2 separate regions of the Homo sapiens genome follow, and region 2 is linked to region 1. A link is a loop called in an ENCODE intact Hi-C map of the cell type or tissue named here. Cell type or tissue: heart left ventricle. All regions are shown on one strand. Links, peaks and the distances in the headings refer to the core of each region. The heading gives the core; the rest is flanking DNA. Region 1 overlaps PBX1 (PBX homeobox 1). Region 2 has its middle 120 kb from the start of PBX1-AS1.

Region 1 (9,549 bases), core at 2,165-7,164:
AAAATACATGTGCATAAACTGTAAATATGTCTGGCTGCCTAATGTACACAGAGATAAATATGCATATATAAATGTACTTCATATACAAGTGCATTTGTATCAGAGCAGTAATTGAAGAAACAGTCCCTTGTGCTCTTGGCTGTGCTGTTTCAGCATTTCATTGTGTCTGTACACCCATGTACAATATTACCATGGCTTCTCACTCTCTGATAAGTATCTAGAAGCACTGACTGTGCTGAGGGAAGAGACCAGGTGCCACTAACACCACAATGAAGCAGACGGAAGTCCACAAAAACATCTGAACTACAAGGGGAGGACATGTTCTCTACCCAGCACTGCAAGTTGGAAAGAATTTATCATGGAATGGATAACCTCCTGGGAAGCACACGATCCACTGACAAATAGTGAATGGGCTCTCTTGGAGGTGCTGTGGCATTCTCAAAGAACTGAAACAGAAAGACTTGGCTTGCTGAGAAGATCATTCAGAAACCTTACCTGCAGGCTGTTTTGAAGCCATCAGCTACCATTAGAAGCACATTTTAAGATGTGGTTGTCAGTTAAAAGGTTCTGAATTTGGTTTGGGAAGGAAGGCAAGCAGCTCATTTAAACTGCCACCCAGACATTTGGGGCATGTGCAGAACTAAATCTACACTCAACTAGGCAGAGAAGAAATACTGGATCACTTATGATTATAATGCATTTGCTTGGGCAGACATCATGATGTGGTAAAGTGTCCACATCCATTTTCATCAGACAAGTTCCAGAAAATTGCATTTCTACTCTAAAGAATCTTCAGGAGACTTAAATTTGTTAAAGAAAAACAAAAAAATTAAAAGCAAAAAACAATAAAAAAAATCAGTTAACTTCATAATCCAAAAATAATAATAATAATAATAATGATAAAGCTTAAACCTAGAATAGGATCTCTCAACCTTGTTGCTACTGACATTTTGGGCCAAATATTCTTTATTGTGGGAGATTATCTTATGCATTGTAGGCTGGTTAGCCCTACAATGGTTATCCTCTATCCAATAGATGCCAATAACAACCTCCCTTCAAAATTGTGACAACCAAAGATAGCTCCAGATAGTACCAAATGTCCCCTGGGAGTACAAATTTGCCCCTAGATGAGAACAAAAGACCTAGAGCAAGAACGGATTTACTTTTTCCTTTTAAGGAATTCAGTGTTTAAATGTATTCACTCAATATTCCTTACAGTATTTTAATGAAGTAGTTGCCATTTTCTGTAGTTTAGAAATCAAGACTTCAGATAGATTATGTGGCCAGCCTGATTCAGCTTGATTAGATTGGACTCTCATACCATTTGGGAGCTCAAAGGATAGGCCCTTTTTACTAGATGTAAGCTTAAATTATGTCCCATGCATGCTTGCTTTTCCATTTCCCTTTGTGAATTCCAAAATTCATTGTTACTTTCTACTTGGGACAAAGCAAAAGAGTAAAGTGTTGTCTGGTTGAATGTGAAAACCCTTCAATAGGTATGTATCTCAAGGTTGTAGAGTTCCAATTCCAGGACAAATTGTTTTCACTCTTCAATCAAAAATAAAGAGGAGAATCATACTAAGAAAGACATGAGATAAAACATCAGTGGGATAAATATTTTCACTTGGTTTTAAAAAACAAAATTATAAGAATTCCTGTGGATTTACTAAAGTTTTAGTCAACTTCTCTGTATGTGTTACCTTCTCTCTGTGTGTATTATATAAAAACTTCTCATAGGGCATGAAGGCTCTGAGTTTTAATATAATAACCTTTCATCAATCCTGAAAAACACCAAACCTCTTTTTAGGGGTTGATATGATTAGACTTTGTGTCCCCACCCAAATCTCATCTTGAATTGTAATCCCCATAATCCCCACGGTCCCCAGGTCAAAGGAGAGACCAGGTGAACTTAATTGAATCATGGGGGCAGTTTCCTCCATGCTGTTGTGATAGTGAGTGAGTTCTCACAAGATCTATCTGATGGTTTTATAAGGGGCTCTTCCCCACTTCACTCGGCACTTCTTCCTGCTGCCTTATGAAGAAGCTGCCTTGCTTCCCCTTCACCTTCTGCCATGACTGCAAGTTTCCTGAGGCCTCTCCAGCCATGCTAACCTGAGTCAATTAAGCCTCTTTCCTTTAGAAATTACCCAGTCTCAGGCATTTCCTCATAGCAGCGTGAGAATGGACTAATACAGGGGTATTACAAGATTATGTATATGGGCTTGCCATTGACTAAAATAGTGCTAGAGGAAGAACTTTCATGGTTGAATTTGCTGTTGTCCTTGACACAAACACACAGCTAAGCAAAAGAATTCCAATCTTGGGGTTCTGAGCTTCAGTAAGCCCACTACCACTGATCTAATCACAGAATGTGATATAATTTCAACGCTGATGGCATGCCACAGTGAACATCTGTAATGCACAAGTCAATTTCTTTCTTCTTGGATGTTAAAATCCTCTGCAGAAGATAATCCAAGCTTCTTGAAAGGGCCTCATTTTTCTGAGGTTTTATAATCTCATCGAAATTAAGAAATTAAGAATGCATTACTCTAGGCCACTACAGAAGAATTATAGACCCCAGGTTTTAACCAGTGCTTCAACTGGCCCCTATTCTTGCTTTCTTTTTTCAAAATTTAACTTTCTCTCCTTCCTTCTATTCTTCCTCTTTGCTTCATCCATTTTGTCTCACTTTGCTGGTATAAACTATGAAGCATGCTAAATGTCTCTAAATGCTTGCTAATCCCCCCGGGTTTTAGTCTTAAGTGATTTAAAAAAAAAATTATGCTTAAGAAGATAGGAGACATGGAACATATCAATAAATAGAAATATTTGGAAGTAATCTTACTGAAGTGCTGTTCTCCATACAGAAGCCTCTAGCAGGAAGAGGATTTACTTGCAAAGAAATATATTTGGTTTTTTTGTTTGTTTGTTTGTTTTGTTTTTGGAGTTGGAGTTTCGCTGTGTTGCCCAGGCTGGAGTAAGTGGTGCGGTCTCAGCTCACTACAATCTGCACCTCCCAGGTTCAAGGGATTCTTCTGCCTCAGCCTCCCGAGTAGCTGGAACTACAGGTGCACGCCACCATGCCCAGCTAATTTTTGTAATTTTGGTAGAGACGGGGTTTCACCACATTGGCCAGGCTGGTCTCAAACTCCTGACCTCGTGATCCGCCCGCCTCGGCCTCCCAAAGTGCTGGGATTACAGGCATGAGCCACTGCACCCAGCCAGAAATATATTTCTTTACAATAGAAATGAGTACTTATATTTTGTAAAACTCTGAAAAAAAAACTTCTGCTTCAATACTGAGGTTATGAAAAGTTCCTAGGTTCTACAACTCTAGACTTCAAACTCTGCCAAAATATATTTTCACATATTAACCTCTTATTTAAAATTTATTTCAATTATCATTTATCTTTCCAAATTATTGAAGAGCAAGTACATAACATAATAAACACCTTATGTGAAAAGTTTGAACATTTTAAAGTTCTACTTTACCTGTGTGGATGATTTAGGTTGGTTAAGAGCAAAAGAAAATACAGAAAAGCCCATTTATAACTTTTCCTGTTAAAATGTTTATCTTTTAAAATTCCATGCTATTGCACACATACAATAGTATTTTCTTTTGCCTCTACTTTAGAAAAAGCACTACAAAGGGGTTCCTGTGCAGATTATTTCCAACAACTTACGCACAATTGGAAGGCTTAGCTCAAATTTTCCATAATAATTTACTTTGTGCTCAGAATAGTCACATGATGTTTAAGCCACCAGAAAAAAATTCCTTAGAAAACTGTAATCATAGTCTGACATTCCATAAGAGGCAACCATATTTCTTAAACACAGAATAGAGGGTTAAAATGCTTATTTTTCTCTTTTAAGGGCTTTAGGAAAGAATAAATAGTTACAAATTTAGTAATGAAGAAAGTCCACAGGGCTTTTCTAAGGACTAGTCATAAATCATGCTAAGCCATCTGCGATGCAGATATACCAGGGACAGGAAAAAGTCATTTTGATATCGTTTTGCATTATGATAACCTTTGCAGGAGTGTTGAGTGCATTTTTGCTAATGTTGACAGAATTGTACTTCTTCCAAAGAGACAAGTGAAAATGTCTGCCTAGCAGCACAGTTCAACTGGTGTTGTTGGGTCTGAAATTCTTAATAATTGACCAGATGGAGAAGATGGAACTCTCTCTGGTTATTGAACCTGTTAGCTTTGATCCCTTGTCAATCACACCATGATGGAGGAAGAAAAAAACAAAATATTTCTAAAAAAGTAAATATGCTCCTCATAGGAATCTAACCTGCAGTGCTGGGAAAATTAAAACTGGATTGAATTCTACATTGTTTTATTATATCCATGTTGAAAAAGCCCAGGCTACTCTTCATGCATGATTCCATTTAGATAAAAGAAGGCCACAAAAGAAGTGCTGGGTATAGCCCAGTGACTTGGAGGACCTTATCATAACAAATTTATGCATCTGGAAGCTCACAGAAGACATCAGTCTGTGGAACCCTACATTTCTCCAGTAACGAGTCGCTGTAAGAAAACTTATTTTAGTGGACAAACAAGCTTTGTGGTCAAAGATACCACATACTCTAAAAAATGTTAGACATTAGGTTTGTAATCATATTACGATCAAACATATTTAAATTGGTAACCTTTTAAGTTAGAATCATCAGTTTTCTTAGCTGTGCACCCTAATCAAAGTCAAACCAAACTTATTTAATGAGAAAATACTTGTCTTTCCTTTACCAAAGGGAAAAAAAAATTACCACATGCCTTCCATAGCATACAAACACAAAGGTTATATTTTTTGCATTATTAACTACATTTTTTCACATGTAGAAATTCTGAACTGATGACACAAGGCACACCCCAAAATATAGTATTTTGACCTAAACTCTTAAATTAGTGATATAATGCATATTTCCTGAAACAAAGCCTATTACATAGCTCATGACCGATAATCATAAAGAAGACCAACAAAAAACAATAAAGAACAACAACTATAAACAATATATAGAAATATTCATAGCCTGGCTTTGCATACCAAAGCATTCTAATAAGATATTTGCTAGAAGAGTAAATATTTCTGCATAGAATGCATGCTAATAAGTGACCCAGACATTATGTTGTTGGAACAGCAAAACTGACAAGGATAAAAGCTTTATATAAAACAGGCCAAATGACAGAATCCCAATAGACTATCTCTAAGCACTATGTCTAACTTACTTATTGATATCCCTGAGAGGAGAATTTAGAGGTCTCTTCAAGCTAACCAATTTACTTTGGTCTTAACTTAATAGACAAATTAATGCAAACCTCCAGACAACCCACGTTGTAAAAAGTCTAACAGATTGCTCTTTGGAAATGAAAGAAAGAGCCCAAAGTGACATTAACATCCAAAAATACAATCAAATACAGAAATTAACCAATCAAAAGCCTAACAAATTAAAAGAAAATCCCAATGTAGGAACAGCCAGTATAAAAATGGAGAACAATTCCTTCCCCCACCCCCAATCAAAGAAAAAACTAACCAGCCGAGTTGGGAGTTGAGGGCGAGTTAGCTTGGCTTCCATGGGCTGACACATTGGTAGCAGTGACAGCTGTTTTGGCAGCATAAATATTGGCTTCCTCTTGAAATTTACCTATGTTCTTCTTGTACCGGATTCGCTTATTTCCAAACCAGTTTGATACCTAGAGTAGTTTAAGAGAAGATGAGAAAGTTCACATTTCATCCTTCAGAAACATTGCAGAAGAAAAAAAAGGCTTTATGGGAGAGGTGAAGAGGTAAGCTAATTGGTCTTATCCTATAATAATTTGGCAACATCAGTAAAAAGATCTGAAGTAAGAGCTTCAAAAGGACAACTACATAAAATGCGATTCTCTTGTTTAATATAACTGAAATTTAGCGAAACCACTGTGACAAAAATCTTCCTATAAAGGAGCTGCTCATTTAAGCTAGAACCCTTTTAATTTAGAGCAAGCATTTTAAATTTGCTTACATCTTCAGTTATGACACTAAAATATACCTAACATTTCAGGAGAAATGCCCCTAGCGTTTATCAATGTGAAAGCTGGCTTGATGCCATCAAGATACACAGATCTTTAAATGTCCATATAGGTGCTTTCGTGTGATAGATTAATTGCAAATTTTTAGAAGTTACATAACTTTAATGTGGACTGAGATTCTTAGCTGTATTTCACTATAGACCTTAGGATCAATATAATTCAATCTACCAGATTTCACTGACTATTTTGTGTAAAGCTTAGTGTTATCTACATAAGGAAAAACTGTAGCATACAAATGATTATCCCCTTGAATTCTAGGGTTTAAATGTTAAAGCCAGCAGACACAATAAACCTAATTTACTTTCATTTGTTAATTTATTTCCTTCATGTGGTTCGCAGCAGGTGTCTTGGCTTGATCTGGTACCTCTGCTCCCTTCATACCAAGACCTCTGCCAGACACAAGTGGAGACACAGTTAAATTCAAGTTTTACCCCCATAATTCCTGCCCGGGGAAGGAAAGTTTTATATCCCACATTCCAGATATGATTTTGAACTAAAATGTCGATGTTTTTATATAATTACAAAACAAACTATGAATCTGGTGAGGGAAGGGGGAGTTGATCCCACATGTACCACAGCTTACATATCATTGATATTTAACTCCCAACGACGGCAGATAAAGAAAACTGTTGCAAAACTATACTTAATTTTTTAAACGCATTAACAAACTTAAAACATCTTATAAGGATAGCACTGAAAGGCTTATACAGTTTATACTACAGCAGAAATGCCAAGCCTTTCTTTTTTAAAAAAAAATCAGTCTGTACCACCACAATATTAAACAAAAAAGAAAAAAATTCAATAAGAAAATGCTTTATTTATTGTAAACACTGATGTCTACAGAAAAAGAGGTAAACTGGAGGAGGAAGGACACTTTTGGGTGTATTTCAGGATCACTGCATATCTAGTTTCACTTTGAAATTTATGTTTTTCTTGACATAACTTTCACTATTCATAGGAATCAGTCATAATTATGGTTGCTTTTTGATTTATGGGATAGGAAAAGAAGAAAAAAGGTAAGGAGATTTTTTTTCTCAGATAACTGCACAAGCTGAAAGAAAAGGGAAAAAGATGAAGATAATTTCAGAGGACTTTTGAAGAAGAAATACCTGAGGTCCAATTATATGTAAAAAAAATATGAGCTGAAGGGGGTAAAGAGGGGACATGTTGTGGGAATGATACCCTTCTAAATGACAACAATGGAACTGGTAGGAAGGTGCTAGGTCAGTTCAGGGACTTCCTGCATTGTCCAACAGACAATGATCTGGACAATGTATAAAATGAGTGTTATCATGAATGAACTAATTACTCAACAGTCATGGACTAAGGGCCTAATACGCGTTAGGCACTAGGGATGTATAGATAACAGACACAGAATGAGACATGAAATACAGAAAGAATAGTAGGTTTTATGGGAAGAGTTTGATTCACATTTTGAACAAGTTAATTTTGAAGAACCTCTGGGCAGAGCCATGATGAAGTCCATTAGGAAGTAAAATTTATGAGTTTGGTGCTGCAGGGGAGAAGTTCCATTAGGTATTCAAATGGAGGTATTATTTGTAGCTGTGAGCATGGAAAAGATCACTCAGATAAAGCATATAGAACATTGCTTTTCAAAGTTAAGTGTTCATGGGGAAGTTGTTAAAACAAATTTCTATTATAGATTTCACCCTCAAAGATTCTGATTCAGAATTAGGGTGACACTCAAGAATTTATATTTCTAACAGGCTCCCAGGGGATGCTGATGCTGCATTCTGTGGATCACACTTAGAGTAGCTCTGGTATAGAAAAAGGGCTCTTTAGGGATCTGAGGAGATACAGTCAATAGGCGGATTTCAGATGGATTTGGGTGTATGGGCAACATATCTTTGTTTTGGGTCATGGGGGAAATCAATAGCTTTTAGTAGATTTCAAAAGAATTTGTGACTTCAAAAAAAGACAATAATGATACAGCCCAAGAGGTATTCCCTGGCTTTGGGAATTAGGAGAAAGATTTAATAAATCATGTGATCCAACAAACCATGATTAGTAAATGGGGCAACTAAGATCCAAAAAGAAAGAGTGAGTTCCCTAGGATCCCACAGTTGACTCTTGTCAAAAATAGGCTCCTTGCTTAATGCTCCTTCTATGACATCATATTATACTGTCTTCCATTGGACTTGTTTAGCAATGGTAGCTTAGTTGCTTTGGGGAGAGACAGATGTGATGGGGAAGAAAGAATGGCATGACTTTGGCATGGACAGAGGAAAGGGAAAGGTGACACAATATGTAAATAAGGATTTTAATGGACACACTATTTGTACCTTGAGTTTCCATAATGAAGGAAGTGAAGGTTGCGGGAACAGATCAGGATTTTAACTTGTATCCAGCTATACTACAAATTACCTCCAGGAGAATTCCTTTTACCTTCAACAGGAAGTTGAAATTCTGAATTCCACACTTGGAATTCAGACAGTAGTAATTTAATTATATTTTAAAAGCAGAAGGTTCCATGATAAAATTCAGTGATTTGATATTTGCTGCATATTTGTGGTCCATACCTAGAAGCATTCCTCAAACATGTAGCAAGTATCAAAAAGCATTAATTCCCTTTTTTGTGGAAAAGGGGTTTAGATTTGGATAAGAATGGTGACAGCCCTAGAAAAAACTAGGCTACTTGAGTTTGACCGCTGACGTTCCCGTTTCCCAGAACTGTCAAGACTAAAAATGACCTCCAGCTGGGTCAAAGCACCTAAGGAAGGCCCAGGTTAAAAAGGAGTCAATTCATTCTGCTTTATCTGAAAGAATGTTTTCAAGGATATTTGCTGCTGTAAAATCATCTTAGTTTGTTGGGAAGGCTTGGACAGTCCCTTCATTGTCAATACTTTTGTGGAGCTCTATATTCTGACTGGACCTAATTCTGTACAGCTAAACACAGGTTGATGGGATCAGCACCCTGCAGGGATTAACAGAAGTCAGGATTCAATTCAAGGAGGTACAGATGCTTAGTTTATATAAAAGAGCATCTACTTCATTTGAAAAATGGTAAGTGAAATTTCTCGCTACAGTAGCCTTCACTACTCCCTCCCCTCCCCAGTTTTAATGGAAATATCAGTACATTTAATTCTCCTGCATGTGACAAAATTCTAAGAAAAACCTTCTCCGATAGATTTCAGAATTATCACTATGGTTCTCAATTAGAAACCAGTGGTGGTATTTGAGGTTCAGACTGAATAAGAAGTTTGGGTGGATCTTTTGAGTGGACAAAATACACGTACACATAATTATTGCCTACTTCTCTGCTTCATATTCGTGTTGAAAACTCTAGGCCTATAAAAATTTTATGTCATGTATCTTTCCAAGTCATCAGACACCACCTGTTATGGTTATTGCTCTTTGGGGGAAGGGGGCATTCAGTGACATTTTGTTCACCATTCCAATGTAATCGCAGTGACATGTTAAAATTCCTACACTCCCATCAGTTATAGAGTCAGCACATCAA
Region 2 (9,549 bases), core at 2,804-7,803, 82 kb before region 1:
TAAAATGCTTTACAGCCTTTTTAAACTTAATTAGACTGTATTAAAAACAGTGTTTCCCGATATATTTAAAAAGTGATACTGGCTCAATATAATCATGAGAATATCTACATTTACTCCTATTAAAGTAAGACACAGTTGCAATTTTGCCAAAAGATGAATTAGAGAGTATTTATCCTGATATTTTACCAAAATGTTAGTTCATCTGAAATTGATCTTGAAATTTACCTTTTCCAACAAATTAATTAACCCAGCATTGAATAAACCAGACTTTCTGCTGTCATCTTTGTCACATATTAACTTCTTATATATACACTAGAGTCCTGTTTTTAACTTTTTTTAACTTTTTTAAGTGATGTTGCAAGATTTTTTTTTAACTTTTATTTTGGGTTTGGGGATACATGCACAAGTTTGTTATGTGGGTAAACTCATGGCATGAGGGTTAGTTTTACAAATTATTCTGTCATTCAGGTACTAAACATAGTACCCAATAATTATTTTTTTCTGCTCCTCTCCCTTCTCCCACCCTCAAGGAGGTCCCAGTGCCTGTTGTTCCCTTCTTTGTGTTCATGTGTTCTCATCATTTAGCTCACACTTGTAAATGAGAACACGCAGTATTTGGTTTTCAGTTTCTGTGTTAGTTTGCTAAGGATAATGACCTCCAGCTCCATTCATGTTCCTGCAAAAGACATGATCTCATCTTATTCTTTTATGACTGCATAGTATTCCACGGTGTATATCTACCATGCTTTCTTTCTTCAATCTGTCATTGATGAGCATTTAGATTTATTCCATGTCTTCACTATTGTGAATAGTGCTGCAATGAACATATGCATGCATATGTCTTTATAATAGAATGATTTATATTCCTCTGGGTATATACCCAGTAATGGGATTGCTGGATCAAATGGTAGTTCTGTTTTTAACTCTTTGAGGAATCACCATACTTCTTTCCACAATGGTTGAACTAATTTACACTCCCATCACTCCCACTAGCACAGTGTAAAAGTGCTCCCTTTTCTCTGAAACCTCAGTAGTATCTGTTACTTTTTGACTTTTTAAAAAGAGCCATTCTCACTGGTGTGAGATGGTACTAATTGTGGCTTTGGTTTGCATTTCTCTAATGATCAGTGATGTTAAGCTTTTTTTTGAGATGGAGTTTCGCTCTTGTTGCCCAGGCTGGAGTGCAATGGTGCAGTCTTGGCTCACCACAACCTCCATCTCCTGGGTTCAAGTGATTCTCCTGCCTCAGCCTCCCGAGTAGCTGGGATTACAGAAATATGCCACCACGCCTGGCTAATTTTGTATTTTTAGTAGAGATGGGGTTTCTCTATGTTGGTCAGGTTGGTCGTGAACTCCCAACCTCCAGTGATATGCCTGCCTCGGCCTCCCAGTGTGCTGGGATTACAGGTGTGAGCCACCATGCCCGTTTGAGCTTTTTTATATATACTTATTGGCTGCACATATGTCTTGTTTAGAAAAGTGTCTATTCATGTCCTTTGCCCACTTTTTAATGTGGTTGTTTGTTTTTTTCTTGTAAATTTGTTTAAGTTCCTTATAGATGCTGGATATTAGACCTTTGTCAGATGCATAGTTTGCAAATATTTTCTCCCTTTCTGTAGGCTGTCTGTTTACTCTGTTGATAGTTTCTTTTGCTGTGTAGAAGCTTTTAAAGTTTAATTAGATCTCATTTGTCAACTTTTGCTTTTGTTGCAATTGCTCTTGGAGTCTTTGTCATGAAATCTTTGCCTGTTCCTATGTCCACAATGGTATTTGTCTACATTGTCTTCCAGACTTTTTATAGTTTTGACTTTTACAGTTAAGTCCTTAATTCATCTTTAGTTTATTTTTGTATACAGTGTAAGAAAGATGCCCAGTTTCACTTTTCTGCATATGGCTAGGCAGTTCTCTCAGCACCATTTATTGAATAGGGAGTCCTTTCTCCATTGCTTGTTTTTGTTAGCTTTGTCAAAGAACAGATGGTTGTAGTTGTGTGGCCTTATTTCTGGGCTCTCTATTCTGTTCCATTTGTCTATGTGTTGGTTTTTGTACCAGTATCATGCTGTTTTGGTTACTGTAGCTTTGTAGTATAGTTTTAAGTTGGGTAACGTGATGCCTTCAGCTTTGTTTGTTCTTTTTGCTTAGGATTGCCTTGGGTATTCAGGCTCTTTTTTGTTTCCATATACGTTTTAAAATAGTTTGTTCTAATTCTGCAAAGAATGTCATTGGTAGTTTGATAGGAATAGCATTGAATCTATAAATTGCTTTTGGTAGTATGGCCATTTTAATGATATTGATTCTTCCTATCCATGAGCATGGGATGTTTTCCATTTGTTCGTGTGATCTCTGATTTCTTTGAGCAGTGTCTTGTAATTCTCATTGCAGAAATCTTTCACCTCCCTGGTTAGCTGTATGCCTAGGTATTTAAGTGGGATTGTATTTCTTATTCAGCTCTTGGCTTGATTGTTATTGGTGTATGAGAATGCTAGTGATTTTTGTACATTGATTTTGTATCCTGAAACTTTGCTGAAGTTGTTGATTAGCTGAAGGAGCTTTTGGGGTTTTTGATTAGCTGAAGGAGCTTTTGGGGTTTTTGATTAGATGAAGGAGCTTTTGGGGCTTTCTAGATTTAGAAAAGACTATGAGGTTTTCTAGATCTAGAACTACGTCATCTGCAAACAGGAATAATCTGACTTCCTCTCTTCCTATTTGGATGCCCTTTATTTCTTTTTCTTGCTGATTTCCCTGGCCAGAACTTCCAATACTATGTTGAATAGCAGTGGTAAGAGACGGCAACCTTGCAAGATGGTATTGTTAATAAATAATTGTTAAATTTAGTAGATGTTGAAATTGGCATTGTGATTATGTTAAAAAATAAAGTGCATACTGAAGTGTTTAGGAGTATCTGCAATGTATTTTAGCAAAATTAAAAGAGGGTAAAAAAAGAAGCAAGTATGGAGAAAAGTTGATAGTTGCTGAAGCTTGATGATGGGTAATGTTGTACTCTGTACTCGTGAGCATGTTTGGGAATGTTCATAATGAAAACTTCAAAAAAGGCTTAAGTTGACATCACATTGCAAACATCTTGGATTCACTGCTCTCTAACCTTGGAATTCTGTTGTCTTATCTCAGTCTACATTATAACCTCTCATCTGAATTTGTGCTTTTTCCCAGCTTTGGTATCCAAGGATCCTCTAGTTTTATTTTTCTGTCTTTTGCCTCTTGGCACACTGCTAGTGCTGCCCCCTTTCATTGACTTGGAGCAGCTTGCATGAGGTCAGCGGCTACCCCAATAAACTGTCCTTGTGACTGAAAAAAAGAGGAAATTTCTGGAGGTTGCTGATTGGCTTCTTTCCCCAATTGCCTTCCACCCACCTCTGTTCCGTGGTCAAAGACAAAGTTATAGTTTCAGTGAAACGTTTCTTATTATCTTTCTACACTTATTTTGGAGAATGAAAGCAGCTGATTGTCTTTTTTTCTTTTTTTTTTTTTTTTAACAGAGTCTCGCTTTGGTGCCCAGGCTGGTGTGCAGTGGCACCATCACAGCTCACTGAAGCCTCAACCTCCCAGGCAATTCTACCTCAGCCTCCCGAGTAGCTGGGACTACAGGCATGCACCACCACACCCGACTAATTTTTGTATTTATGTTGCCTAGACTGGTCCCAGAATCTTGGCCTTAAGTGACCTTCTCGCCTCTGGTTCCCAAAGTGTACAGGCATGAACAACCACACCTGGCCTGATTTTCTATTAATAATAATTATATACCCTAGTATTAATATATGTAGTTATCCTCCTGCCCTGTCTTTCAAGTTTCTAAAAAACAAAATTATACCTCTACAAGCCTTGTATAATTTTCTTTTTTTTTTCTTTTTTTTTTTTTTGAGATGGAGTCTCGCTCTGTCGCCCAGGCTGGAGGGCAGTGACGCAATCTTGCCTCACTGCAAGCTCCGCCTCCAGGTCCACGACATTCTCCTGCCTCAGCCTCCCTAGTAGCTGACACTACAGGCACCCGCCACCACGCCTGGCTAATTTTTTATATTTTTAGTAGAGACAGCGTTTCACCGTGTTAACCAGGATGGTCTCGATCTCCTGACCTCGTGATCCGCCTGCCTCGGCCTCCCAAAGTGCTGGGATTACAGGCGTGAGCCACTGCGCCCAGCCAAGCCTTGTATAATTTTCTAAAGAAGTTTCTAGGATACAACATTCCAGTGGAAATGTCCCCAAGAGAACAAATTGCTTCTCCTTAGTATTTCTTCCAGCCTACCAACCACGGGGTCTCCTTTTCCTTTCTTCTTTTTGGTACCCTCTTGTTATCCTAATTACAGAGAGCAAAACAAAGAATGTTCATAAAGTGGTAAAACTCAAGTGGCAGAAGATCAGAATCCTCCTATAATAATATTGAGAAATTGTCCAAGCTTTCTAAAGAGAGCTGCTTTGCATGCATTTTCACTTAATCCTTCAAAATACTCCCATATAATGTATATTATTACGTCACCATTTTACAGATGTAGAAACCGAGGATCAGTGATATTAAATAAAGTTGCCCAGGCCCATCAAGCTAATAAGTGTCAATGCAGAGACTCAGACTCAGGGCTGTCTGAATTCAAAGCCTGTGCTGTTGAATGCCTTCTAACGCTGCCTCACAAATCCTCATTTATTCAGGACTTACATCAATATTAAACACTCTTCCTCCCCAGTCAGGCCTCTTCCTTGTTGCTGGGTGAGTGACCGTGCTGTTAGTCACCACCGTGGAAAGAAACCTTTGTGACAGTTAATGGTCTACATGCATGTAGGAGACTCAAAATAAAGCAAAATAGCCTATTTGCATAAATAGAATCTGCTCAAATGTCAGCAGGCACGAGCTGGCAACAAATGTGAAGACAAGGCAAAGAGGAGGAAGGACCACCACTTGCCTCACACCCTCCCTTGTCCCTGCAGCCTCTGTCCTGGACCCTGGGACCCACCAGGGAGCACGTCCTGTCAGATAAGCCCCAGCCAGACAGACGTTGTCATTTGACTTCAGCACATCACTCTGATCCAGATCAGTTCCAAGCTAGACACCCAATCATGAGTGGAATTTGGTTTGACACATACCTGGCTGTGAAAGCCATGTTCTCGCCCCCACCCTTGCCCACTTGACCCCCATAGCCTCATATGTCAGAATGTGACATCCCAGGTGTCAGCTGTAGTACCAAGTGCACAGAACAAGAGAAAGATGGGCAATGACAGCAGAGGCTCCAGTGCCCAGCCCAAGCCTGGCACCAGGACTGGCCTCCTGCCTGGGAGGAAAGAGCGGGCCCACAGCTGTGTGTCAGGGAGGCTGGGACTGCAAAGCCCCTTCAGCTGGGTGCCATGGGGTCTGGAATACCACTGCCAGAACTGCCAGAATTTTTCTTTTGCTCCAGCATTGTCCTCTCCTCATAAACTCTGAGCCATTCGGTGTGAATTTGGATATTAAACAACATTTCCCTGGCTGGAAGAACCCAGAGGTGCAAGAGTGTGACATGAAGTTACCAAAGACAAGATAACTCACAATTTTCCCTAGCACTGACTCTTGAGGTAAAGTAGGAAAAGAATATATGCTAAAAGGAGGCAAAAATGAATGTTTACTGAGCATTTAGTAAGTATCAGCCCTGTATAGGTGCTTTGTATACAACATATTTTATTGTTGGAGCAACACAGCAAAGCTCATAAAAGAAGCTGCTCAAGATCATATGCTTACTAAGTAATGGCCCTGGAATCATGGCTGGTACACTCCACAGCATCTCTTCTTCCTATTAAGCTTATTTACCTGGGGCCAGGAGAGCAGTGTTGGGCACACCAGGTTAAGTTCTCAGTTCTTTGCATTATCCCTCCTGTCTGATACCCCAGACAGAGATGGGAAGGAATGGTCAAATATGGAATCTCATCAATTCCCAAGCCCCCAGGCTCCCATGACAGTTGAAAGGCTCCCTTTCCTCCCATACATCCTATAGTACTCTTGGGACTGTGCAGGTTCCTGATTGACCAGGTAGGAGCTTTGAGCCCTATGAGGGCAGAGTCTTGGCCCCATGTTGCTGAGCCGTTGGTGATGACTTCTTGACACGATGACGAGTCAAATGCTTGTAGTAATCTCCAGCTCACATTGGTGGATGCTGCAGGCAACAACCTAGATGGCCACAGAGTACTGTGTTCCCAGACTTCAGGATTCCTAATTTTTAAAAGCATTAAGGACTGTCATGTAGTTCACAATGTTCCGTTTTGCCAAGCAAATATATAAACCTCCACTATTTATTATCATTATAAGTTCATAAAGAAGAGATCTTTAAATACCAAAAGTGTAGGAAGGGCATTGTCTCATTAAAGACAGGCTTTCTCGAGAAAGAAAGTTTGCAAGGTTATGTTGATATGCACATATTTCATATTTGTCATAGTTGTATGAAAATATCATCAATAACCTGTGTAAGTCTTTAGACTAACATTAAGGGATCCTTGATTAAGATGGAAAGGTCTTAGACTGAGAGTCAGGCTACCTGGGGTCAATCTCAGACCCCACTGCTAACCATCTGTGTGGCCTTGGGCAAGTCGCATCATCTCTGTGATGCTTAGTTTCCTCCCTCATAGGATGGAGTAATAACACCCACCTTAGCGGGGCATGGTGAGGACTAAATGAAATAATGAGTGAAAAATGCAGATGAGGAAACATATCAATTTCCTCATCTGTTAAATAAGGGAATTAGATGAAATGAGTGTTGAGATCCCTCTCAACTCTCTATGATTACAGGAAAGCAGCTTAAGTTTCCTGGCCATACAGCATAGGCCTCAGAGAGGAAATACTTTCTTAGAGAGAGAGATTCACTCTCAAAGAGAAAGTGTCCCATATAACCTGGGACAGATCAGGTTTTGGGTCAACCCTAGCAAATTCTCAACCCCTCTTTCACCTATGCCTAGATCCTTTTCCTGGTCATCTTCATACATAAATAAAAGCAGCAAATGCTTTTGTGCTGTGTTTTGGCAAAGTTGGGATTCCAGAGATAGCCACAGTTGGTGGCCCACTTTAAGAAGCTGAGATCAGAAGTAAAACACAAAGACATGAAGAGTTAAATAACACAAAGTGTCAATCCTGATCACGTAACTGGCTTTGAGTTCACTGAGCCCCTGAATCCCATTCCATCTCTGCCACTCTGTGTTCTAGAGTGCAACACTCTCAATAGAATCAAATCTCAGGAAAGGCAGGGAAAGAAAGTGGGCACAGGGCATGTGGTATATGCAGTGCTCATGCACGCATGTGAAGGATGAGGCAGTGGGATGTCTTCGTTTCTCCCTCCATTGTTCTTCCATTTCTGCCTCCCAGGTCCTCATCCACCTGGGATGCACAAGGAATGAAAGGTCCCACACTGCTTTAGTTTGCCAGTGGGGCAGGAATCATTGACTTATGCTCGCTTGCTCTGCCTTACATGCAAAGATTTACATCTTAGGTGTATGAGGCCAGAGACAGCTTAGGCAGGAGAAACATTTTGCAAAGCTCCAAGAATGATTTAAAAGCACTACAGGCTTAATGCGTGGAGCACTGGGCTGGATGCAGGTGCATTGGTGGCACCTGTCTTTGCCTAAATGTTGGATTTCATCCCTTCTGTAGACTCCATTGTCACAAAACCTGGACTAAGCCCAGCCCCCTCCATGAAGTGCATAGACAGTCCTGCCAGTGCCAAGATGTTCTGGAAAACTGACAACCATGTGAAGAAGGCTATGAGTGTGTATTTGTATGTGCGTGCATGCGTGTATGTGTGTGTGTTCCTTTGTCTGTGTCTGTATGTGTGTGTGTATTCATATTACCTATCAGGAAAGATGAGAGCAATCCAGATGCAGTTTGCTAAGTATTGGCATGTTATCAGATTAAGCTGTGAAGATCATACTTCCAATGTCAAAGTGCAGCTGAAGGTCAGTATGCCCAAGGTAAGTGGCTTTAGAAGTTCTTACTAGGAAAGGAAGATTGAGCTGAACACACCTTATAGCCTCTCCAACTTACCCAAAGCCCATTAACCAGTCTGAGTGAGTTGCATCCAGCCCTACAGATTCCAGTACTTGGAAATATGTATTAAGAAGCTCAGAGATGCATGAGTCAATGGGAGCTGACAGCGGGCAGTGGTGGAGGTTTGAAACAGGTAACAGACCTAGAGAATGTTTCATAGCTGCCAATGCTAGGTTTTCCATCTGCTCTTTTAAGGTAAATCTTGTGGTACATCCATGGTAGATAGGAGGCAGGTTTCTGAGCTCTTGCCTTACAAAGGGTCTCTTTTTTAAAATTATTTGCACATGTGAACCAGAAGCTTTCAAACAAAACCCTGAAAACTTTATTGCCTTTTTCTGAACAGGAGAGAGAGTTTCTGTAAGAGCCATCACAATTAAAACAGCATCAAAAGAGGCATCTGTATGGAAATAGAATAAAATAATTAAAAAGATGAAATAGTTCAAGGGGTGCACAAACCATTCATCCCCTCCCTCACCTCATGCTCCTACCTTTTTCCCCCAGGAGGAGCTGACTTTTAAAATATTGCAGGTATCAACAGGAAATCTGCTGAAGATGCAAGAGTGAAGTTTAATAGGGTCTGTTCTGTGCTTGATCACCTTGCTGCCAGTGGGGACACCTACTGTTGGGAAAAATGACAGGTCATTTAAAAAGAGAAAGGAACAGCCAACAGGGTGAGCATCCTGGGACAGGCAGCACTTCAGCAAGTAATCTTCTGCCAGAGCAGGGAGAGAGATGCCAGAACTTGCCAGAGCAGGACTGCAGCAAAGAACTTTACCTGGTCTGGGATGGATGTAGAGGACAAGCCTGGAAGTGGCTTTATGCAGGTTTTCCATAAGCCCTAAGCTCCAAAAAAAAAAAAAAAAAAAAAAAGAAAAACTGTATATTACACAGACATTGAACTTAGGCTGATCTATTAGGAATTGGCTAGGACACTGTATTAGTATGCGTTTCCCAGAAAAACAGAACCAATAAGATATAAGTTTTATTTAATAAACTTTATTAATTATGAGAAATTGGCTCACACAATGATGGAGACTGAGTAGTCCCACAATCTGCATCTGCAAGCTAGAGACCTAGAAAAGTCAAGGTGTAGTTTCCAGCCTATTTCCGACCACCTGAGAACCAGGAGAACCAATGGCTTCGGTTCTGATCCAAGAACAAAGGCCAAAACCAGAACCAGGTTTCAGTTCTGATCCAAGAACCAGTGCACTGAAGATGTAAGTTCTAATTCATATCTGAACCCTAAGATGCAGGCATGGTAATGGTGTAAGTCCCAGTTTAGGGGCAGGGGAAGACCAATGCTTCAGCTTAAGCAGTAAGACATGGAGAGCAAATTCTCTTTTATTCAGCCTTTTTTTCTGTTTAGACCTCCAGTGGTTTGGATGAGGCTTACCCACACCGGGGAAGGCCATCTACTCTACTCGGCCCACCAATTCAATCAAAAGATTGGTTCAGCTCAATCTTCCTTTCCTAGTAAGGACTTTTTTTTTTTTTTTTTTTTTGAGACGGAGTCTCGCTCGGTCGCCCAGGCTGGAGTGCAG

Evidence for each region. Hi-C counts contacts between places; a loop is a spot of excess contacts. Peaks named below come from ENCODE experiments on the same cell type or tissue, not always from the same donor. Only the 100,000 strongest peaks of a DNase experiment are listed, where the experiment ranks them.
Region 2: it touches region 1 in a loop (2.4-fold over the local background); 2 of 110 quality-filtered maps call a loop at or near these places.

Annotation. Positions count from the first base shown.
Region 1 is chr1:164,808,134-164,817,682 of GRCh38, reverse strand. It overlaps PBX1 (PBX homeobox 1), which reads right to left. Exons shown (of 9, transcript NM_002585.4): 6 at 5,534-5,693. Among named protein-coding and RNA genes, the nearest start is that of PBX1-AS1, 38 kb to the right of the region's middle. In heart left ventricle, for the core only: no CTCF peak of the experiment used is centred there; no DNase peak of the experiment used is centred there.
Region 2 is chr1:164,890,900-164,900,448 of GRCh38, reverse strand. No RefSeq gene overlaps it. Among named protein-coding and RNA genes, the nearest start is that of PBX1-AS1, 120 kb to the right of the region's middle. In heart left ventricle, for the core only: no CTCF peak of the experiment used is centred there; a DNase peak (open chromatin) is centred at 5,208.